4 separate regions of the Mus musculus genome follow, and all the other regions are linked to region 3. Evidence: chromatin loops called from intact Hi-C (ENCODE). Cell type or tissue: heart. All regions are shown on one strand. Each heading gives the region's core, and the rest is flanking DNA. Links, peaks and the distances in the headings are about the cores only.

Region 1 (5,911 bases), core at 241-5,240, 1.5 Mb after region 3:
TATGGAGGGAACAGTCTGGGGTCCGGAAAGGCTCCTTAAAATGCATAGATTAAAATCCCTTCGGTGCACTTAAGTCCTGAACCCAATCAGGGTCCAAGCTGCCAAATACTTCTTTCCTGTAGTTGATCTGATAGGAAACTTTGTGTCTGAACAGGTAAAATCAAAACCCAGTAGTGGCAGGCAGTGGCAAATTAAGTGAGTCATTTCTTCAATGTGCAGAAGCTGTGTGTGTGTGTGTGTGTGTGTGTGTGTGTGTGTGTGTGTGTGTGTGACATGCGCATGCGTGCACTCAGCTTAAAGTCTGTGTATGCTGTTAAGAGGTTATTTCACAGAAATAATGTTGAACTGGTTTGGATCTACAGAGGGAATCACTTAGAACTAGGGCCAGACATTTGCATTGTTCTTTGGAGATTTGGGGTTAGGGGGCTAGCAAGATGGCTCGGTGGGGGGTGGGGGTGGGGTAAAGGTCTTTGCCATTAAACTTGAGGACCTGGGTTTGATCTCTGGAACCCACATTGTGAAAGGAGAGAATCATCCAACCCCCACAACTTGTTCTCTGACCTCCACACCCACACAAGGCACAGGAGCTAAACGAATAAATGTAATTAAAAAATTAACGAATTAGCTTTCTGAGAGTAAATACGTTCTTTATTAAGAAATGCACATTGTATCTACCTTGGCTTGTGTGTGTGTGTGTGTGTGTGTGTGTGTGTGTGTGTGTAGAGGTGACTTACAGGCTGTGGTATTTTTTCTAATTTTAGCACTGGCTGGAACTAAAAATGACACAGAGGCCATTTTTCATCCATAAACTTCCCTTTCCTCCAAGGGGCCACAACAGGTCCCCATGACTCCCATCACTGGACTGTTGAGATGCCTCTGACGTTGTGTTCCAAGGACACTCTTGATATCCATGGAAATCTGACTCTCTCTGTAAAACTGTGAGCTGGGAAGCCAAGTTTCCAGTTAGTAAGCTTTTGCCAGCTCAGCTACCTGAGGGCTTAGAAATCTTTAATGGTTTACATATTAGAAATCGCATTAGCATACAGATACAAAAGTCCTCATTGCTCAAGAATTCTGCCTGTGAGCCTACAACCCCTTTAAAGACCCACAAGTCCTGGACCTTAGATCCTTCGTTGGCAAAGGACTCATTCTCCTACCCGTGCTGGCTGCTAACCCACCGTGTCTCCTCTCATGTATCCTGCAGCCCACTCCTGTATTTTCATTTCCTGTCTCCGAGCCTGTCTCTCCCCACCCCCCTTCTCCCCTCTGCCAGGGTGTGAGCACAGCCTCCTTCACAACACCTCTTCTGAGAACCAGGATGACCTTGCCCATATTCTTTAGTGCCACCTCCAACGTATTAACTCTTAGAATGTGATACTGTCTTCTCAAGACCCTCATTCCTGTGTTCCTGGTTTGGTACTTGCCAGACCTGGTGGCCCTTCAGAATTGCTCTGCACATTTTGAAAAAGACAGGGTTTATTTAGTCTCTCAAATATCAAGATGGAATCATTAGGGTGTTGTAGGACCTTAAAAATCCAAAAACAAGCAAACAAACAAAACCCTTTCTATAAAACAAGCAAACAAACAAACAAAAAAACAAGGCTTAGGTTAGCAAAATGGCTCAGCAGAGAAAGGCACCTGTCACCAAGATGGACAACCCAAGCCAGAGGTTCAGAATCTGAGCACAGTATAAGAACAGAATGACTCTTCTAAGTGGCAGTGTGTGCTGGGACACACACACAACTTTTTTTTTTTAATTTCTTTTTTGTTTATTTGTTTGTTTGTCTAGAAAAAAAACAGAGGAGGGAGGAGGGGGAGAAAATAGCCTGTCTGGTGACTGTTGCTCACTCAGGCAGGGAAACTACTTCACTTGAGGCTCAGAAAAAGTCATAAACAACGAACTCAGGAGCAGCTGGCTTCATTCTCTGCTCTGCCAGCTTTGCTAGGGATTTTGGGTTTAGGCTGCCGCTCTCCCACTCAATGGACTGGCAGTGCCTCCGCTTTGACCTCTGTGGCTCCGCCTTTGACCCCTCCCCATGGCTCTGCCTTGACCCTTATGGCTCTGCCTGCATTTTCTTTCAACCTCTAAAATTGACCTTTAAGAACCTTCCCACATCACTGAATCTTTCCACCTACTGTGCCTGGCTTTAACCATCACGGAAGACTCCAGCTCTTTCACCCGCGTCATTGTAATGCCTCAGCCCATCTTCAGGGCTCTACATCTCCACATCTCCCATCAGCACATGTGACCTCTGAAAAACACAATGTTTTGTCTTGACAGGTTTTGACATGTTGATTTTCGGGGGGTGGGTGTGGGGGACGGGGAGGTGGGGAGTCAGAGCCTTACTATGTAGACCAGGGTATCCTCATATCCAGAGATCTGATGGCTTCTGCCTCTAGAATGCTTAGCTCAAAGGTGTGAGCCACTGTGTGCAGACTTGGACTTCTTATATTCCAGGCTCTAGTCTCAAAATCACTCTCATCGTGTTTTCTTCTCCTCGCCTGCCAAGTTATCCAGGAGAAAGTCACAAAGACCTTTGGACTGGTTTTGTTCTAAATTGATGCTGGCTCTAATTTCATGAAGGCTGGCTTTCATGTAGAAGAATTGTACTCGTCACTAACTCGCATCCACTTTGCTCTGTGCCATGGCTTTCTATCCCTTAAACGCCAGGTTCCCTTTTAGAAAATGGCCTTTGATGGATAAGATGCTGGGCCTCCACCTCTGTAAATCCAGCTGTGCCCTCCTGCGAGTCTCCAAGTATTCCTTCTCTATCTCTCCATGACCTTATTGTGTTGGTCTGGAATTCGGGGATGTCTCTGTGTCTGTCCTAAGTCTAGTCTAAACCCATTCTACAGTCTCCTTCCCTTACTCTAGTCCTGCGTGCCCCGGATTGGGAACACATTCATTTGTCAGTTTGTCATTGTCCTTTTGACTTTCTTTGCTGCCTCTTTCCTCTGCCCCACCCTCATTCTGCCATACAGTCAAGTCATCTTTTCTGTAAGAAATGGTGCTAGAGTTTCCATTCTGCTCACTAGAACCTTCTCTAGTGAAGGGAGTCATGGTACTTGCTACTGTGTGGTTACGGAGCTCACGGACTGGGACTAATGTGACCAAGGACCTGAAGTTTTATTTTTATTTTCTTATTGTTGAGCTGTGCTTGAACTCATAATCCTCCTGCCTCAGCTTCTTAAAGGCTTGAGATTATAGGCATGTGCTACCACACCTGGCTTGAACTGAGTTTCCAATTTATGTGGATTTTAAATGAACTTAAACTCAATTGAAATAGCCACAGGGAGCCATTGACTATTTCGTGGGGAGGGCAGAGCCGGCAGCGTTAAAGTGGGATCAGCTGTTCTGTTGAGCTCAGTAAGTTTTCTCCTTTGACTGAACGCTTCCTTTATCTCTCTGTGGAACCTGCTTCCTCACAGTTCCCCTGGAGGGGTCTTGGCTGCAGAACTGAGCCTTCCCTGTGCCCTTCTCCTTGATCAATGCCCTGCTGCCCTTCTGTGCCTCTGTCTGTCTGTCATCATGCCCAGCTTGGTGCCTTTCTTGCTGGCCCCTAGCTGTGAGGGTTCTGAAGTTGTTATTTTTCCCCCTGTCTTCTCCCCCCCCCCCCCGGCCTTCTCTTTTTTTCCATCCAAGCTTCGGGGTAAAGTAAGAGCCTACCTTCCTGTGCCCCAGTGGAGCCCATGTTCTCTCCATCTCTGTGAGGCCAATACTTCTTGTTCTTGCTTTGTGGATGGAGAGGTTGATGTAGAGGGAACGCAGGATAACTCAAGGCAAAGCTGAGACAGGAGCTCTGGCTGGCAGGGTGCTCTTCCACCTCTGCCTGGCCTGCAAGCCCAGTGTGTGCTCTCACCTCTGCCTGGCCTGCAGGCCCAGTGTGTGCTCCCACTTCTGCCTGGCTCAGGACCCTGACATGGTTGTTTTATCACTCTGCTTTTCTAACAATCTCCTTCCCCTTTTAATTTTTTTTAAATCTTAAACTGATTCAAATATACGGAAATGCTTCAACAATAAGCTGAAAAGTTCTGATCTCTCTTTCAGCCGCATTCTATAAATATTAACTTTCATCCACACTTGTTTTATCTTTCTGGCACTTTCTCCCACTCTCTCTTTGCATCTATTTGTGGATATGTGTGTATAGACACACGCTCCTGTACCATGTCAGAGCAACAGGGAGGCAGTGTACCTGTACTGTCCCCAATACTTAAGCATATATTTCCTTCTTTTAAAGGGACTTAAAAAAATACTGCAGTTGTCAAAATTAGGAAATTAAGTTTGAATCAGTGGTGTACTCTACTCTACAGATTTAGTCAGGTGTCCTAATAGAACTTTATACAGAAGAAGAGGAAGCTGTTTTTATTTTTTTATTTTTTTTCGAGTCCCGGTTTCTCTGTGTAGCCCTGGCTGTCCTGGAACTCACTTTGTAGACCAGACTGGCCTTGAACTCAGAAATTTGTCTGCCTCTGCTTCCCAAGTGCTGGGATTAAAGGCATGTGCCACCACTGCCTGGCTAGGAAACTGTTTTTAAAAGGGTCTGATTTAGGGGGTCAGGATTCAATCTAGTGTTTAAAAAAAATTTGTTTAGTAGTGTGTGTGTGTGTGTGTGTGTGTACATGCACATGTACATGTGTATACACATTCATATTCCTGAATACACCCCCTTCTGTCTATATAGTGTTACTTGTAGGTATGTGTCTTTTCAGAGCCGACCCTTGGTATCGGACAGCCAGCTGACGTGCTTCTCCTGAGGAAAGCAGTCTCTCCCGCTCTCAGTGCTCCTTAGTCACCTGCCGTTCTTTCTGTAGACTTGAGACCTCGTGGGTTTCCCACCCACTTTGACATGTCTGTTACTGCCCTTCCTTGTTCAGCTCATGCATGTGCAGTCAGTGAGGTGTTCTGGGTGCAGCTTCTGACATTCCTAGGAGACACCACCATCTCATGGCAAATTCTGTCTTTTCTAATCTTCCTGACCCCTCTTCCACCGTGTTCCCCGAGCTTAGGTTGTAGATGTGTCCGTTGGGACTGGGCTGCACAAGGCTGCTTCTTGATCGCTTGTGGTTTTTTTGTAATGGTCTTCATCTGTTCCAAAGAGAAGTTTCCTTGATGAGGGGTGGGGAACCACATGTATCTGGGGATATAAGGAGACATATTTAGAATGAAGTTAGGAGTTGTGCTGGTTTAGTAAAGTGGAAGTTGTAGGTTGTCCTCTAAGATCCGTGCCATCACTAGCCCTGGAGAGTGAGCTGGGTTCCTGTACCAGGCACAGGTTCCCTCTTGTTGATTGCAGGTCACCTGTGTCCACCATGCAGGGTCCAAGGATCAAACTGGAGCCATCAGGCTTGGCAGCAACTGCCTTTACCTGCCCCTCCCCCTTTTGGATAAGGTCTCATCCCAGGCTGCTTTCAAAACCCAGAGCAGTCTTCCTGACCTAGCCTCTTACATCCTGGGGTCACCAGAATGAGCTACCATGCCAGGCTCCTCTGTTTAGGACTGATGGCTTTAGCTACCCCCTGCCCATCCCCCATTCCTCCCTCCCTTCCTCTGACAGTGTCCACTGTGAAGCCAAGTTTGAAACAGAACTTTTGATTCTCCTACCTCTCAGGCTCAGCGACATGTCTCTTTTGGCTTCTTTAATCTGGACCAGTTCCCCAGTTGTTTTGTCTTTTATGACCTTGACACTTAAGAAGGGTCCAGTCTGGATGTGCTGCAGGCTGACCTTTGATTGGGCTTGTTGTCACGCTGAGTGGGGACACTGTCTCCTGCCCCCACGTGCATCCAAGGGATTTCCTGCTCTCATTCTCCTCTGGAGTCAGCTTGAATGCCAAGGTCGTGCTGACTCTGCTCCTTGTCAGAGCTTACTGACTGACTGGTCTAGCAAATGAGCTTGCCCTGTGGATCTCCAGT
Region 2 (5,911 bases), core at 283-5,282, 270 kb after region 3:
TTCACTGTTGATACCAAGTAGAAGTGGTCATTCCAGGGTGACCTGAAGCTTGGGTCCCTAGGACTTCTGACTCTTCTGTCCAAGAAACCTGGAGCACCTTCCCACCGGTTAGACAGTTGCTGACATTACTGGCAACCAGGAACTCTTGGTTTAGAAATCACCATCTTTCTCACACCTGGACAGGAACCTCTGTCTTCTGAGTCTACTTCAGTAAGCCAATTCTGTTAGCTTCTGTGATTCCGTTTCTTTGTCCACAAGGAGAGTGTTTTTGTTTGTTTGTTTTTCCACACCAGTCAATACCACCAGCTCCTCTTTTTCATTGACCATTAAATATTTCATAATTCATAAGGTTTCATCTGTAGCCATCTTTAATTTGGGGTAGGTGTGACTTTTCGTGCATGATACAGGCTTTGGGGAGAGCTACCCCCCCCCCAAAGGTTCCAGTTGTCTATGTAAGTCTTTAAGGAGAAATGTTGTTGTTTTACGGTTTTGATTATTTATTAACAGAAGTGCTGAGCAGTCGTAGGCTTACCTATTAGAGTGAGTGGTGACCTCGGTGGGACTCCAGTCACATGCTGCACCTGTGTGTTCACCAAGCTTTCCCTAATACCGACATCTTGAAAGTGTAGTTTAATGATTAAGCCAAGGGACTTTCTAGTTACTGGTTTATATTAAACTACCTAATAACCTACAGATCCTGTGTAAATATCACCAATTTTCTCACTAGCATTCCTTCTCAGAGTCTAGAATTCTGCACTCCAGTCAGATCTCCCAACCCTTGAAGCTCCTTCTAGGTGTGACAATTCCTCAGCCTCTCAAGTTGCTTTGAACAATACTTGTTATTCTTTTTACCACGCCTATCAAACTAAATTACTTTTGTGAGTCCTCAAGTTTAGGTCAAGGCTTTATCTGTTTGGTGCAATGCCATACACTCATGTGCTCTTAGTGAATTATATCTGGACATGTCTTATAACTGGTGATGTTAATTTTGTTCACATCATGAAGGCAGTATCTAAATTTTTTCCACCATAAAGGCACTATTTTCTCACATACAATTAACAAGTATCTTTTTTGTACATATATGTATTTGCATGTCAGTGTATGGGGGTGTAGTTGTGTGTGAGTGTGCACTTATAGTCTGTGGGTCCACCCATATGTAGGTATGTGTGTGCATGTGGAGGACAAGAGCCAATTGTGAATGTCTTTCTTCAAAAGCTGTCCATTTTGTTTTTGTTTGTTGGGCAGGGTCTCTTACTGGCCTGGAGGTCACCACGTTGATGAGCCTGGTTGACCAGCAGTTCCCTGGGCTCTGCCTGCCTCTGCCTTCTCCTACATTGTGTTGGGATTACAAGCTTGGTTCACACGCCTAGGTTTCTCCACACAGTGCCTAAGCTGGAGCTCAGGTCCTTATGCTTGCATGGTCCCCAGAGAAGCATCCTGTTAGGAGCTTACCTGGACCCTGTGCAACCATTCCCTTCTTGTCCCACTGATCGTAGAGCCTCGGATGGCTCTTCCAGCAATGAACAGTTAAAGCTGTTGCATGCCTAGCAGGGATTTCTGCTTCCTGTTTCCTTCGACTTCATTACTGGAATCATGTTGCAAGAAGAGCTGTTTTTCTTCCCTCTTTTATTACACCAGTTGGGTTCACAATTATTCATTTCATTTTTAATATTACTGCGTGTTTTACTCTTCAGATTATCCTATCTTTGGCTGTTGGGAGGTCCTTTGAGTCAGATCCAATGTTCTTTTAAAACATGTTTGAGGCACTTACATACTTCACAATTAGTTCACAGTGCTCAGGGCGCATCTTGTGTTTTCTCCCACCCAAATCCTGGGATCAACTACTTTTCCAAAGAAATTCTAGCTTTAGAAAAAATAAATAAAATCAATAATGATGTTAAAAACCAAGCTGTGGATATTGGCTGTGCTTTTCAATACCAGTGTGTTGGGTGCTATTAACTGTCGGCCTTCTAGGTGGATGGAATTAGGAACTATGTGTATACATTATATATACATTTATAATTATATAGCATCCATGAATATCTTTTAATTTAACTTCAATTAAGAAGAGATTCATAAAAAAGAAGAGATTCATATTCTTACTTTTTCTTTTTTCTCTTTTAATATTTTCAAATCAAGAACAGACCGAGGACCATCAGCTTATCTGTTATTCTGGGACTTTGGTATCTCCTTTAGTGACTGTTGGCATGAGAACCCCCAAGGCTCCATCCAGCACAATCAATACTCAGGAGAAAAGGGAATTGAAAAGGCTGTGCTCCCTCTAGTGGTCAAAAAGAGTACCTGATGATTCAGGATGTGGGGAGACCTTGAATGTATGAAGGAGTTAGCAGAGTAACCAGCAATTAATTAAGCAGATTAACCTATGGGGTAAAATAGATAAGCCGATTGAATTAGCATTCGACTCCCCTGTAGCATAAATGACCCCTCCAGGTCAACACTTGGCTGGGCCGTTTGCTACCTGCCATCGCACAGACAACATTTTACAAAATATATTCCTGTGCATCTTCTCTTTGGGTGTGCCTAACAAGCTCTGCAGGCAGACAGAGCCCTGTTTTATTGCTTACACTTCACAAACAAGAAGCCAGCCTCCAAAAGGTTAAATGGGTTGCCAAGTTAACGGGGCTTGTCTGGGATGGAGTTTGAGTCGAGTGTGTTTGGTGGAAGAGTGGGTCTGTTTGGTCATTGCTGACATCCTCCTGTTAAAGGATTTTAAAACACGTGAAACACTTCATTACGATGTGTGTGTGTCAGGGGAGTTGGGGGGGGGCAAACAAGTAAAAACCCAGAAAATCCCCACCCATAATTGTACGAGGAAAAAAAACCCAGCATCTACCTACATTTGGACTCTTGGAAATATTTTTAGCAGTTCATAAAAGTAAGAAAAAAGACAAGTGTGACTATCTGTGACGCCCTTTATCAGGTTAGCACCCAGTTAAACCAGGTCAGAGGAGCTTTATAAATACAAACTCCAGACTCTCAATGAACTTCTTACCACCAGGTGTGGCCTGAGATACACCAGTCTGGGAAGCTAGCCACCATAAACCCCCAGGGGCCTCAGAAGAGCCTATAACCACCTCATCCCCCTGTACCATCCCTGGGCTTTTTAGAGACCTTTTTTCCCCCTTTGGCTGAACAGAGATCTCTCACCACTGATCACTCCTAACTAAAAGGAGATACAGCCTCTCATCATCATTTACCCAGGTTTGAAGCTACAAAAGAGGCTGATCGATAGGTTCATCATTCCACAACCATCCGAGAGACCAGCAAAGGTTTCAGGAGTGCTATGCAACCAACAAGACTTACATCTCTGAAAGCTTCTGTCTCTCAAGCTCATTTCAGGGGTGACTGTGGGAAGTCATAAAGCCATACCATTCGTTTAAAGTGAGACTTAATCTAACCTCTCCTGGGACTTCCTCTATTTGAGAACACTGATTCAGCATTCTGAAAGGACTGGGAGGTGCCAATTTCAAGTTACAATGCAAGGATGAAAGTCCCCTCTTTGCTCATGGGGGCTAACAGGGACTCCACAGAGGCTGCATCGCTTGGACTCAGAGTTGGTGATTTTTCTGGAAACTCATTAGAACTGTTTCCCTCTTTGGTATGCTATGAAATGTGGTTGCTAAATCAGATTTGGAAAATCAAAATGGATAAAATATGCCACGAGATACAGTTTCCGATTCTATTTGGGGAATTGAACAAGAAATAATAATAACGATAGAGCAACCCGTGAAAACACACATATCATTTACTCCTCAAGGTGGAGGCTGTAAAGGGCACTTGAAGGCTCTGTAAGATTCTTGCCAAGGTTGTTTCCTCATGTCCGCAGCTAGCCAGTGAGGAGACAAAGAGCAGGCTCTCAAGTCAACATCTGGTTGTGTCTAGGCGGGCGTAGCAAAGCTTTTCTCCCACATGCAGGTGTGACATGTGTTGTCTGGACACCACATGGCCGAGTTCAAAGATGAGAAGGGGATGGGTGTGTCCTCTGTAATGGTCCACTTCATCCGTGGGCACAGTCCCCAGAGTGACACATGGGATGGAGGCAACACACTTCCCCATCAATTCTATACAACAGGAAACATAATGGAAAACCCTGCCTGCCTGCCTGCCTGCCTGCCTGCCTGCCTGCCTGTCTTGGATGCCTGGGGAACACAGCAGAAGACAGCCTTTAGACATAACTATCTGAGGTCTGCCAACCAGGTCATGGAGATGCTGTCTTTTGTGATTAAACCATCCAAAAGCCCACAAGAATGGGTGAGAAAAGCCACCCAGAAGACTAATGTCCTTTTCAATATGGCTTGTCAGCAAAAGGAGCCATGAGCCTGGATCACCCTTCTCAGCTGGCTTGTCCCCATCCGTCAACACCAATGCTAGGAAACGTGGTTGCTAGTTCAGCCTTCCATGGCTCTTTTCCCCATTCATTCTGTGTGTGCTGCTCACTCATGGGAGTCATAGACCAAGTTTCTCCTGCTCTAAGACCCAGCTCACAGGAAATATCTAATTTCCTTCTTCTGTCACTACTGGACTTTCAAAGTGTGCTCTCCCTGTTCTCTGCTACAGAACAGTGGTATGTAAGTCACTTATCTCAACAATGCTGATGTCAACAGTTAAGACACAGTAAGCTGGGGATAGATGTGTTCTGTTTGCATGAAAGAATGAGTGAGGACATGGGGGGATCACTACGCTCAGCACTGTGACCAGAAGTGCACTCTTGGGTCTAAAATGTAATTGAAAAAAGTTCTGGTCCAATCCAGTGTTTCCTAAAGGGTGGCTGGAAGGACATAAGACCCTTTGGTATGTTTAGCTTCCATTGAAAGGAAAGGAAGGGACATGGAAAAGATTCTATACTCAGATAAATTCTAGAATACTCCACAGTGTATATTCTTCCCTGAGAATTATGTGTCCCGATAAATATCCCAAGAAGACTGACCAGTCAAGACATCTTGTCCTGGTTGGTTTCATCCGATATTAAGCAAACAAAGTAAGGGGGCCTGGCCATGGTATGCTGCCGTGTTGGCAAGTCCTGATCTGTTTGTGGATGGGAGATTGGGAGAGAATTCCAAACCAGGGAAACTTCTGTGATAGCATCCATTCTCAGAAAGTGGGTCCAAGAGAAGCATCAGAATTGCTTGGGAACTTTGTAAAAATTCAGAGTCCTGGGGCCCACCACAGGCCTGCTGAACTAGATAGAGATCAGGGGTCGGTAGGAGATTTAACTATGGTGCCTTTCAGGCTGGTGCATGTTTAGGTGTGTGAGTCACTGGGTGGGAGTGACTCCTGGCTTGGCATGTGTTAGGGAAGGGTTATCTGAGGAGTGGGTTAGAAGAAAACACAAGTGTGAGATCATCCCCTTTTTAATTCTGGTCATCGGGTCTGCCTGCATGCCAGCAGAACACATGTCTTTCAGTACGTATGCCAGAATCTTTGTGTGAAGAAGGATGCCTGTGGGTAGGTGGTTAATTGTCTAACCCAGAGAAGTGTGAACAAACCCTTTGTCCATGAATCTAAAGCAGTAACTTCTAATGAGCTCATCTGCGTGAGCATATGGTATTTTGCCTGCCTGTCTTCTGAGTCTTTATTGGGTCTGAACTGGGAGGGGAACGTTATAACGTTACCACATTGAGCAGAACTTGGAGTTGCACAATACAACAGTTCCCATTGTCCATCTGCCCTAGATGATCAATTGTTGGTTGTTTGGAACTGAGAATTCCTTTGAGTGTTGAGAGGGAACCTGGAGTCAGGTCCAAGGCTCCTGGGAAGAAATATACAGTCAGTAGAGGTGTGGATGGGGGAGTGGAGGCAGCCGGACCAGACATCTGCCATTTCAGGGTGAGCTGCTACAGAGAGATCCACATCTTTGTTCTGCCAGTGGACACTGTTTGTTTTTCCTAAG
Region 3 (5,911 bases), core at 642-5,641:
GTGCAAGAAGGGCAGGGGGTGGGGGTTGAGCTGGAGTTTGGAATGATGGGAAAAGGGATTGGGAGTGCTTGCCATCTGAAGGGCTGTTTTTGGGAACAGGTGTCAGGAAGGGGTGAGGTCCAAGGGCAAGCACATGATGCCAAGGTAGTTTTGGGAGGATGCTGGGCATCCCTGCATATCTCCTGGCCTACCCATGTCTCCTCATGACTGTGACAGTCACCTATGAAAGAGCCTTGTGAGTTGCCTATGTGTAAGGCAGAGGTGACAGGACACTGGAGCAGAGTCCTCAGGCTTCCTGATATGGGGACTCCTGGGGACCAGGTTACCATAAGGTCCTGTCCACAGCAGGTCAGAGTTCACACAGCTAGATTCAGAGAAGGGATCTGAAGGATGAGCATCTGCTGCCAGAGAACCAAGCCCTATTACACATCCCGAGATCCACTGTCTCCCTCGCCTGTCTCCTCACTGGGTATGGAGAGACTTCTGCTTTCAGCCATTCTTCCATGTAACAAGCATGTACTATCATCCATCAAAATGTGTCAGGCACAGACTTGGGCACTGGAAACACAGTAAATAGAAGTAAAAATGTTGAGCCGGAAATGTAGCTCAGCTGGGGCAATGCGTGCCTAGCGTGCAGGAAGCCCTGTATTTAACCCCCAACTCTATAAACCGGGTGTGGTGTGGTATGCCTGTGATCCCAACACAGGAAGTGGCAACAGGAGGATCCAGAGTTCAAAGTCAGCCTTGGATACATATGCAGGTCTTGGCCAAGCTGGGTTATATAGGAGGCCCCGTCTCAAAAAAACCCAACCAACCCTGCCCTCCTGTAACCATCCAGGAGAGTGTGATGCAGCCTGAACCTCTCTATACTCAGCCTCGGAGAACCTCTGTCCTCTTGGGAATGTGATGGCCTGCGATTGGTTGGCTGGTTCCCCAGAACACACAGGAATTCTTTAGCTCCTAGAATCTTCTCATGTCATCATTCGATATTTGTACTCAGCCTAGAAATGTCTCAGCCTGCTCATCCCAGAGATTCAGGTGACAAAAATCAAGACCCCGAGGAAGGGTGTTTGTTTTGTGGTTTGACAAAAATTAGCCAGCCCTTATTCCAGTCAGTTCCTTCTGGTAGCCATGGGGCTAACTATATGAAGGAAGATAGCTCGTGGAAGGGAGAGCAGAGGCCACCACTGGAAACACTTGTAGAGTCCCTCACCCCACCACACACACACACACCAGAGGAGGCTAAACGAGATGAGGGCATGTCTCCTGTGCTGTAATGGAGTGGGCAGCGAGCCGGTGTGTGCAGTATAGTCAGTGAGTGACGCGACACTGGAATGAGGTTTAGAACGAGGTTTGTAAGTCCCAGCCTCATCTCTTCCCTGTGATCCTGACAGGTGCATCCTGGGACAAGGTGGCGATTAGGACTCCAGGTCCTTCTCAGCTCGAATCTGTTGAGCATCCCTTGGTCTTCTTATATATACATGTTTTTCTGTTTATTCCTTTAAGAACTAATCCTGCTCAAGAGCGTTTTCTTTAGCTAGCTTAAAAATATCTCCTGTAAAAACATACATGTTGCCAAGTGCAATGTTGAGAAGACAATCACTGTATGGCTTTTATAAATTTGTTTTTCCTGCTCTGGAGTGTCATTCCACCATGACAGTTGGAATATTCTGGTGGGTCTTTTAGTAGGGATTGGTTACTATGCGTTGTCATGGGGAAGAGACATTTTTTATCACAGCTACCTCCATGGGAATGACTTCATGGATAAAGCAAGGTTTCCTTTCAATAAACTGTCACTTGACAGGAATCCTGGCTCTTGTATTATTTTCTATCTTTTGATTTCTGTCCAGTTTGGATGCTGTGTTACTGTGCAAGCATGAGGACCCATTCAATCCCCAGAACCCACACCCAAGAGGCAAGTGTAGTGGCGCACTCCTGTAATTCCTGGGGAGGTGGAGACGGGGATTTGGGGAGCTTGGTGGCCCGCCAGTTATGTGGAATTAGTGAGGTCCAAGCAAAAAGAAAGCGCCAATGTATATGCTGGGAGCTACAGGGGTTGCCCAGGGCCACTCTGAGAGACTATGGGGTGGTGAGCAGTGAATGCTGATGAAATGTTAGCCATGGCCTTGATGTGCTGAGTCCCAGCTGGTTCATTCCAAAATCACAAAGGGAAGTTACTCCAGCTTGACAACTGAGAATCAGATCCCTGTTTCCTAAGGTTGGCTGCCTCCTCTGCAAGCACAGTTGTGTGCTCTGTCGCTCTCCTAACAGGCTCCCTACAGTCGCCATTTCCCATGGAGCTGGGGCCACTTCTCCCTAGACCACCGTGTCCCCTCTGTTCTCCACTTCAGGGAGCTGATCTCCACACCCCAGCTTCCAAAGATGACTGGTTTGACCTGAGTGCATGTGGAATCTGGGCATTTCTCTTGGGTGCAGCAATCTTGGGTGTGCTCCCTGGGACTTGGGGAGCCCATATGTTGGTAGCCATGGCTCTCCAGATCCCTCAGAGTCCTTCCTGAATTTTCTACCACTGCTTGCGTTAAGTCACATCTGGTCCCATTTCCTGTCCCCTCCATGTATGTAAGCATGCCGCCCCCCCCCCCGCCCCCCCAGCAAACTACCAGACTGATGTAGGTCTCTTCTCAGGATCCCCTGGCTGGGAGTAATATTCTGTGTGGCTCCTGGTCCTGAGCTGTCGGGAGGAACAGGCTCAGGAAGCCCAGAGTGAAGGGAGGAAAAAAAAAAGCCAAAACAACAAAACCCCAAACCCAAGTCCTCCCCAGGACTTGCCTTCCCATCACATTCTTGACATTCCACCCTTGACCTCATGGATAATACTCATAATCCTGACTCTTACACAACTCATTAGAATTTGCCCTTCTAATTAAAACAAAACAAAAACCCAGCTAAAAGCAAGTTCTTTTTAGGGGCTTAAGAGTTCCCAATCCAGAAATGTCTGGCCTTCCAGAAGAGTCAACACACCTGGCCCTTGTTCTCGGACCTGTTAAACACTAACTTTTCTGTTTGTTGACCCAAGACTTGGCCTAAGTCTCCATAAAGCAACAGTAATGAGAGGAGAGGCGGGACACAAATGTGTGTTCTGGGTTTATAAAGATGAATATGTTCTGAAAGTCATTCGGCACACCAGCTACTGTATGCAAGGAGGGTACAAGGGTCCCACAGGCAGACTCTTGTCAGCTAGGTCTCACCATAGAGGGTCAACAAACCTGCCAGAATGCCCAGGGTTTTCCTGAATAAACACAGCCCTTTCAGGAGAACGGTACAGACAAGGCAGGAACCTTGGCACGTTGTACATTTTGCTTCTGGGTGCCCTTGGAGGAAGCAGCTAGTGCACCTATAGAACCCGCCAGCAGGGGGCAGGCGACAGCGTTAAGCAGTCTGGGGACCCTGGCAGCTTATAATGAAATGAAAATTTGTGAAGAGCAGGGTGGCGTGGGTTTATACCTTTAATCCCAGCACTCTGGGAGCCGGAGAGCACTCTGGGGGCTGGTTAAGAGCACTGGCTGCTCTTCCAGAGGTCCTGAGTTCAAATCCCAACAACCACATGGTGGCTCATGACCATCTGTAATGAAATCAGATGCCCTCTTCTGGGGTGTCTGAAGACAGCTACAGTGCACTTACATATAATAAGTAAATAAATCTTTTTAAAAAAATAATCCCAACACTCTGGAGGCAGAGACAGGCTGATCAAGGCAAACCTGGTCTACAGAGTGAGTTCCAGGACAGCCAGGGCAACACAGAGAACAACAAACAAAAACAACAACAATAACAACAACAACAAGAGTGGTGGAGCTAGGAGTTAGACATAAAGCTGTTTGTTGTGGTGATGTCATGTTGGTTGTCTGTTTCTCCTTCTGCTTCAGCCCTCCATTCTCTAGTCTGTGTGCTGTGCAGGGACCAGTGTATCCCTGGCTTACTTGCCATGCTCCACACATGGTGTGCAGACTCACAACCACCTTGGAGTGTGTCCTGGTGGGCGAGTGTGGTGACCTAGACAGAGGCACACATAACCTTGCCAGAGGCACAGGGCAGGATATGGACACTTAGGACTAAATCCGGGTCAGGCTCTGGAATACACTCTCTGCTCATCCCACCAAAGTCACACGCCCAAGAAGACCCAGGCCATTCATGTCATTCCTGAGCTGGGCTCCCACTGCCTTCCAATCCACCTGCATTCCACCCCTGTACCTGTAGGTTCTCACTTCTGCTGCCTGCCTGCTTCCACTTAGTAGAGCCACTAGGGGTCGACAGAGATCACAGTGAACTTCTGTACACACACACTCCCCACCACCCTTTCCTTTAGCTTCTTCTAACTGGTGATCCAAGAAGTTGGCAGCTGTGATCTTCAGAACTCTGTCCCACTGGGATATTCCCTGCTGAAGCCCTAATCCTGACTTCTCTGAGTCTGAACCAGGTAGCAGGGCCACTCTGGGCGGTCACTGGGCCCTATATTGTCTCACTGATGGCATTTAGGCAACATCAGCAAGTCCCCAAGGATGGGTGGTTCTTGCAGAATTTACTCACTCCCTCTGCCTCAAAGAATGCTTTGTGGTGAAAAACCTAACAGTGTTGTCACCAGAGTAACTGTCATCAGACAGTGAGCAGATTGTGACAGCCTGAAATTCACAACTGCACTTGCAAATTGAAGCCAGCACACAGACAGTCCTCACAGATCACAGAGTCAAGTGAGCTCACAGTGAAACCTTTCCCTGCAGGGAGTGGGCTGCAGAGTCTCTGCTAAGCTGGGGGAGTAGTCCTGGGAGAGGGGAGGGTGGCAGCCTGGCTCTCTGGATGGACTCACAAGGATCGACCTGTGTCCAGGCTAGCTGAATGCTGCAGGGCATAGAGAACACATGAGGACTTTGGTGTGGCTGTGGCAGCTCATCTTGGGAGACGTTGCCTCTGAGCCCAGCCTTTCCCAGGGGAAGTGAGACTCCACCCGTGGACAGGATTCTGACCTCAGTGTGGCCTCAGTGTAGCATGCTGTGGACTAGGAAGTAAGCATTGTGTGCACAATCTGGGGAGGTGACAGGTGACCCTCTCCCATGATTCACAAAGCAGGAGGCACCACCTCAGAACTGCACAGTCTGATCAACTTTGCCTGATAGTATTTTGAGGTAGTGAGAATAATGTAAAAAAAAAATTTTTTTTTTCCCAGTCAGGGTCTCATGCAGCCGAGGATGGCCTTGAACTCCTGATCCTCCTGCCTCCAGCTCCCAGGTGCTAGGATTATAGATATGTGACACCATGTCCAGTCATTCTATGACATTTGATCGAAGCCAAGATCTCATGTATGGTAGGCTGACATGGTAGGCAAGTGCTCTACCCGTGAGCCACATGACCTGGGGGATAATTCTTTATTTATAAACTCCTCTCTTAACTGCAAAGATTGCAGTTAGACAAAGCCTAAATTCCCTTTCAAGTGCCTGGGAACAAGTACAGAGAGATTTGCCCAAGGTCATCAGCAAGCACACAGTGAAATCATACTGGTCCATTGTTCTTGCCAGCCTAGCAGGGCCTTGCACCGGGTAGGCCTTGCACCAGGCAGGCCTTGCACCAGCAGGGCCTCTGTTCTTGGCGTTGCTCTTCCCTAGTAGGTGCTGCTGATTTTCCTAGGCACAGAGGCTGGGTGGTTTGCTGAGACCTCTAGCCCCTGGCCTCTCAATGGAAGTCTGTATCTGGAGCCTAAGACCTTTGAGTGTAAGGCAGACAGCCTGCCCTCCTCCTCTCTGCAGATCCCCTTCCTGTCACCTGCATGCCACCAGCCCTTCTTACTGATTGTGTCCTGTGTGGCTTGTCTAGGTCAGGCTTGCTTCCTAGAAATGGGCTTGGAGAGCAGGAGAAACTTGAAGCCTTCTTTGATACAAGAATAGAGTACACCCCATAACTC
Region 4 (5,911 bases), core at 499-5,498, 500 kb after region 3:
TAGGACTGAGCTATGACCAAGACAGATACTAGCTTTGTGACTTAAATACATCACTTTGGAATGAAGCAACATGGCACATGCCCGTAATCCTAGCACCTAAGTGGTTGAGGAAGGATGGACGACCAGGCAATCAAGGTCATTCTCAGCTAGAAAGCAAATTCCAGGCCAGCCTGAGTGATTGGAAACCTGGTCTCGGAATAAACAATAAGTAAGTAAGTAAATAAGGCACCAGACCACGTAGGTCTCAGTCTCCTTCTCTGGAAAATGAGGGACTCCCAAAGTGCGCAAGGCTCAGGGACCTCAGTATTCCCCAGCACCAACTATTAAAATAGTTCTTTGCACACAACCCAAGATGAGCCTCGGAACATTCTGAGTGGCCAACCGAAGACATCGATAATCCAAACCCTAGGGAAACAGGTTGGACAAAGGGGCTTCTTTCCAGTGTCTCTCTGAGAATTATATGTCTAAGGGAGACTCGATGTTGGACCAGAAACTCAGAGAGCCAGCAGCTCAACAAAGAGAAGCCTAGGTGGGTGCCACCTGGATCAGTGGCTGCTGGTTCCCTGCTTCTGGGGGGCTCTACAGACCATCCATAGTATCTTTGTTATCCGGGTGCACTGTCAAATTCTGATGTAAACTTTTAGGAGCAACGAAGAGGACCCTAGAAGCTGTGACTTCCACTTAGCACAGGATAAAGTCACACTTTGGTTTTAGATCCATCTAAAAACTCCGAGAATTCCCCACACGCACCCACCCAAAGAAGATTGGTTTCCAGGAGCCTATAAGAATTCCATACAAGTTGAGATGAAAGCACCGGGCCAACCATGGGCTTTCTGCTTCTACTTCATCATCCTGGGGTCGTCCTGGGGGGCTCTCTGAGGCTATCTCACCATAAAGATTGCTTGGCTTCTATTGATTTGCTCAAGACCAAGCATGGGTCTCTGTTCCCCTTTGATTTCTGCTGCTGTGATAGAGGAGAGTGCACAGCCCCTCACCCTATTCAAAGTCAAAGCAGGAGCTCAAAGCAAGAACTTGAAACAGAAAATATGGAGGGACAGTGCTTGCTGGCTTGCTCACAGGCTCATCTATAGAAATTTTTCTTATACAGTCTAGAATGAACACCTGGAAGAATGGTACCACTCTCCAGTGGTATGGACCCTCCCCCATCAATTAATAAGCAAGACAATTCCCTCACAGATATGTCCACAGGCCAGTTTGATCTGGTGGTCTCCCAGTTGAGATTCCCCTCTCAGGTTTACCCTACCTAGGTGATGCCATGTTGGCAGTTAAAGCTGACTCGGACATCATCCTTCAGCCCTTTCCAGAAAACACTAATGTCCCCGAGCTCTGTCTTCTATAGACGGACTCATGGCCTTTGCTGATGGAAAGCTGCTCATCACGGGAGAAAATGGAACGGCGTTCATTTTCGCGACATACCCAAAACCATTTGTATCCGTGCCAGGTGCCTTTGTAGACCAAGTAAGTGAAGGAAGGACCTGATTTTGGTGGAAAGACATGATAGAAAGTGGGGATGGGGAATCGGGCGTGGACGGGAATAGGGTGTGTACTGGAGCCCTGAATGCCGGTCAGAAGGGAAGGATTGCATCCCCCAGTCAGAGGTGTCTCTGTGAACTGAGCTTTCTTGGCAGTGGTTTGCCCTTGAAGATGCTGATGCCACTAAAAGGGGCCTCAGCTTCCTGTTTAACGCACATAGCTGCTTCATACCAGCTAAGGTCCAGACAAAGACTGGCTGCCTGGACTAGAAATATGGCCGTGAGCCTGGAGCGGGGGGCAGGGGGCAGAGGGCAGGGGGCGGGGGACGGGGGGCGGGAGAGGGGCAGGGGCGTCAAGAATCTGCCCTGTCTCTCCATAAGCCCTAACTTCTCCTGACTCTCAAGGGGTCTAAGTGTCTTGACTAGATTGAACTTTGAAGAAGCGTGGTGTGGTGGCTGCACACTCATAATCCCAGCCTTTGGAGGGGCAGAGGCAGGAATATCACCACAAGTTTCAGGTCAGCCTGGTCTATATAGAAAGTTCCAGGGCAATCAGGGCTACACTACACTGAGAGACCTTGCTGTATTGGTTGGTTTGTGAAAACACACACACATACATGCGCGCGCGCGCGCACACACACACACACACACACACACACACACATCACCATTTTCTTTTCTTTTCCTTTCTCTTCTTTTCTTTTTATTATTTGTTTGTTTGTTTGTTTGTTAATGTGAGTGCACTGTAGCTGTTACTGACGGTTGTAAGTCATCATGTGGTTGCTGGGAATGAAGGTTGCTCACTCAGGCCAGCCCACTCACTCTGGATTAAAGATTTATTTATTATAAGTACACTGTAGCTGTCTTCAGACACACCAGAAGAGGGCGACAGATCTCATTACTGGTGGTTGTGAGCCGCATGTGGTTGCTGGGATTTGAACTTAGGACCCTTCAGAAGAACAGTCAGTGCTCTTAATCACTGAGCCATCTCTCCAGCCCCACTCACCATTTTCTTTTCCACTTTGATTACAATATAAATCAGGACACAAACATTTACTGATCTTTCCCTGGATAATCAGCCCCATGTCAGGAGCTTGAAGAATTTGTTACTACTGCACGTAGGCTGCAAGTCCCAAGACCCAGAGCCCGAGTCCTTGAACTGAAGTAACATCCCGTCTCTGACTCTTTGAGTGGTTTCAGCATGTTGCTGAACTTAAAAAAAAAAAGAAGTTTCTGACTTCGGGGCTGGAGAGATGGCTCAATGGATAAAAGCACTGGCCGCTCTCCACAGAACACTTGCATGGTGGCTCATAACCATCTGAGCCATCTCCAGTTTCAGATGATCTGATGCCCTCTTCTGGACTCCACAGGTACTACATTCATGTGGTACATCCATGTAGGCACCTGTGCACACAAAATAAATATATATTTGCCCATTTCACTTGGATAAATACCACATGGATAAATATCAGCCTTTGCCAGGTTTATTGTAAGAGTTAAAAATAACAATATGAGAAATATGTGTTGTGAGCAGTGTCTGTGAAGAAATGTAGAATGTAGCTGAACAGAGTGTCGTCTATAGAACAAAGTGACAGCCAGACAAGGTGTATCCGTGCATGCCTGTAATTCCAGCCCCCTCCTAAGGAATTAAAAAAAAAGAACAATGTAAACAACTAAGAGTAAAACAAGGCTATAGCATCACACTAGTGACATGCAGGGAGCCCACATGTCCTGGGACTGTAGAAAGAGTGTTAGTGGGAAAGACAGAGCGACAAAGTTGCCTGAAGAAAGAATGTTGTCACTATGTGCGATAGTATATGGGTGGTAGGCAATGAAGTGACTGAGTCTGAGATTCCCTTTCCAAGTGTTACACATCTTGGGGCACGCTTCTTTCTGTGAAGGGAAGCCAAAGTTGTCTATATTACACATGCAGTGAGGGAAGCCAGAGACCCTGGGCCTCTGGTTTGGGGATAGTGTAGTTGGGGAGAGAATGAGGGAATCAATCCTTCAAGGAGCTCATGAGCTATCAAGTGGAAAAGCAGAACCAGTGTGATGAGCACAGCCACCCCCTCCCCCATGCCCTGCAGAGAGACTTGATGGACCGGCAAATGCTTGTTACTCTTGAAGACATACGTTTGACTGGGCTCCAACTCAGAAATAGAAGCTCTAGGAAGACCAAAGTGTGGATACTTCAACCCTTCTTAGAAAGGGGAACAAAATAACCATGGAAGGAGTTACAGAGACAAAGTTCAGAGCAGAGACTGAAGGAAGGACCATCCAGAGACTGCCCCACCTGGGGATCCATCCCATAAACAACCACCAAACCCAGACACTATTGCAGATGCCAACAAGAGCTTGCTGACAGGAGCCTGATAGAGCCGTCTCCTGAAAGGCTCTGCCAAGTGCCTGACTAATACAGAAGTGAATGCTCACAGTCATCCATTAGACAGAGCACAAGGTCCCCAATGAAGGAGCTAGAGAAAGTACCCTAGGAGCTGAAGGGGTTTGCAGCCCCATAGGAGGAACAACAATATGAACTAACCAGTACCCCCAGAGCTCCCTGGGATTAAACCACCAACCAAAGAAAACACATGGTGGGACTCATGGCTCCAGCTGCATATGTAGCAGAGGATGTTCTAGTCGGTCATCAATGGGAGGAGAGGCTCTTGGTCCTCTGAAGGTTCTATGACCCAGTGTAGGAGAATGCCAGGGCCAGGAAGCAGGAGTCGGTGGGAGGGGATAGGGGATTTTCAAAGGGGAAACTTGGAAAGGAGATAACATTTGAAATGTAAATAGAGAAAATATCTAATAAGGAGAGAGAGAAAGAGAGAGAGAGAGAGAGAGAGAGGGAGAGAGAGAGAGAGAGAGAGAGAATATCAGTAGAAGTTCTCAGTGAGGCCAGCCTGCATCTCTTGGCAATCCATTCCTGGTGCTCTATGGATGTCTCCACTCTCTCGGTCAAACCTTTGGCACACTGCATCCTCCTCTTTAGCTTTTACATCCATGTGTGTGCTGCAGGATGCACACAGAGTAATAGGATGCTGAATCTTGGGTGCTTTGGTCCCAGGCTTCTTCCCTTCTTTGTTTAAGGGCTTTCTGACAACATATTGGTGGGCACCATCTTCCTAAGAGAAATTGAAAAGCTTTCAGATTCTTCTAGCTCTTTCAGGATCTAGCAGTCAAGGTACAGTAGTATCTGTCAGTCCAGGGACATTCTTATCTCCTTTTTTTTTCATTTTTTCACAATAAACATCTTGACGACACTCCATCTGGTACCCACAATGCACCCTGAACAGACTCGTGCTTCCTCTCCAGTTCTCCTTGGTCTGTAACAAGAATGCCCGTAACTCAACAGTAGGTACCCTCTGCTACAGGTCAAGACACCTTTACCTGGTGGGGAAATCTTATTATCCCTACCACTGCTTCAGAGCACACATCCCTTCCCCTCCCCACTCAGAGCATCAGCAGCAACTTTTGAGGCCATGTCCTCCTCACTGAAAATGCAAAGTTTGCGTTCATCATAAAACTTCAATGAGTTTGCTGCCGGGAATGAGATATTCGCCTTCGTCTTAACAGAGCCCATGGCCTAGGCGCATCACACACATAAAAGGGAGCTCCAGAATTTTGTCTGCAATACGAGGGGTTGAGCACAGGCCTTGAAAGGCAGGCTTTCCATCAGTGAGCTCCAAAGAATGAAGATGTATCAATGCACGGCCAAGTCTACAGGTGAGCAAAGTCGTAATTCTGCCAAGTCACATCTCATAAAAAGACTTTACGAAATTTGGCTCACACTAAGTAAAGACCTTGTCTCCTGAGGATAGCAGCCACTGGAAGCAGTTGCTGGAGGACAGGCTGGTAGTCTCTAGGAGGTAGGCTATAGGAGCTATGGGGATGAGAAACCCTGGAGGATGGGCAGCTTGGAACAGATTACCTCTCAGAATCCTTCCATCTCTGAGCCCAGATGAGCTAACCTGGAAACAGAAGTTTGACACTAGGAGGAGCTGTAGCCCTGTGAAGAGAAGGGAGTTGAGGAGGGAGGGGCCTTTGCAACAGCATCATGCAAATAGGTGCGAGGAGAGATGACAGAGAGAGTACATTACTGAAGACACACTGTGGTCCGGGTTTGGGGTCCTCAGATCTCTGATATCAGCAACTACAGAGAATGAGATGGAGAAAATTAATCTTTCTAGCTTCAAAGCACTGGGTCTTTTACTGCAGCCCCACCAGGACGCCTATGGCTGCGGGAACTGTTGAGCAAACCTCACCCACAAAACCCTGAAACAACTAGCCGGTGTACCAGCTAGATGAACAAGGCAACGGAAGTACCTTGGAGTAGACTTTGGGGATGGATAAACTTGCAGGGTTTCTTGACGATGGCTTGCCGTTCCATCCAGCCAAATGTATCTTCTAACAAAGAT

The links. A loop is a pair of places that touch in the nucleus more often than their neighbours do. Peaks named below come from ENCODE experiments on the same cell type or tissue, not always from the same donor. Only the 100,000 strongest peaks of a DNase experiment are listed, where the experiment ranks them.
Region 1: it touches region 3 in a loop (11-fold over the local background); 2 of 42 quality-filtered maps call a loop at or near these places.
Region 2: it touches region 3 in a loop (7-fold over the local background); 19 of 42 quality-filtered maps call a loop at or near these places.
Region 4: a loop joins it to region 3, with 8 times the contacts of the local background. A loop is called at or near these places in 3 of 42 quality-filtered maps.

Annotation. Positions count from the first base shown.
Region 1 is chr9:70,134,810-70,140,720 of GRCm38, reverse strand. All of the region lies in intron 1 of Fam81a (family with sequence similarity 81, member A), which reads left to right. Among named protein-coding and RNA genes, the nearest start is that of Fam81a, 3.8 kb to the left of the region's middle. In heart, for the core only: no CTCF peak of the experiment used is centred there; no DNase peak of the experiment used is centred there.
Region 2 is chr9:71,355,530-71,361,440 of GRCm38, reverse strand. No RefSeq gene overlaps it. Among named protein-coding and RNA genes, the nearest start is that of Gm32769, 15 kb to the left of the region's middle. In heart, for the core only: a CTCF peak has its summit at 2,288 (motif pointing left); no DNase peak of the experiment used is centred there.
Region 3 is chr9:71,622,403-71,628,313 of GRCm38, reverse strand. Cgnl1 (cingulin-like 1) reads left to right here. Exons shown (of 19, transcript NM_026599.5): 19 at 1-1,807. Among named protein-coding and RNA genes, the nearest start is that of Myzap, 33 kb to the right of the region's middle. In heart, for the core only: CTCF peaks have their summits at 3,372 (motif pointing right) and 4,244 (motif pointing right); no DNase peak of the experiment used is centred there; H3K27ac peaks cover 1,547 bases.
Region 4 is chr9:71,125,989-71,131,899 of GRCm38, reverse strand. Aqp9 (aquaporin 9) reads left to right here. Exons shown (of 6, transcript NM_022026.3): 4 at 1,361-1,479. Among named protein-coding and RNA genes, the nearest start is that of Gm32714, 22 kb to the left of the region's middle. In heart, for the core only: CTCF peaks have their summits at 2,848 (motif pointing left) and 5,482; no DNase peak of the experiment used is centred there; H3K27me3 peaks cover 1,665 bases.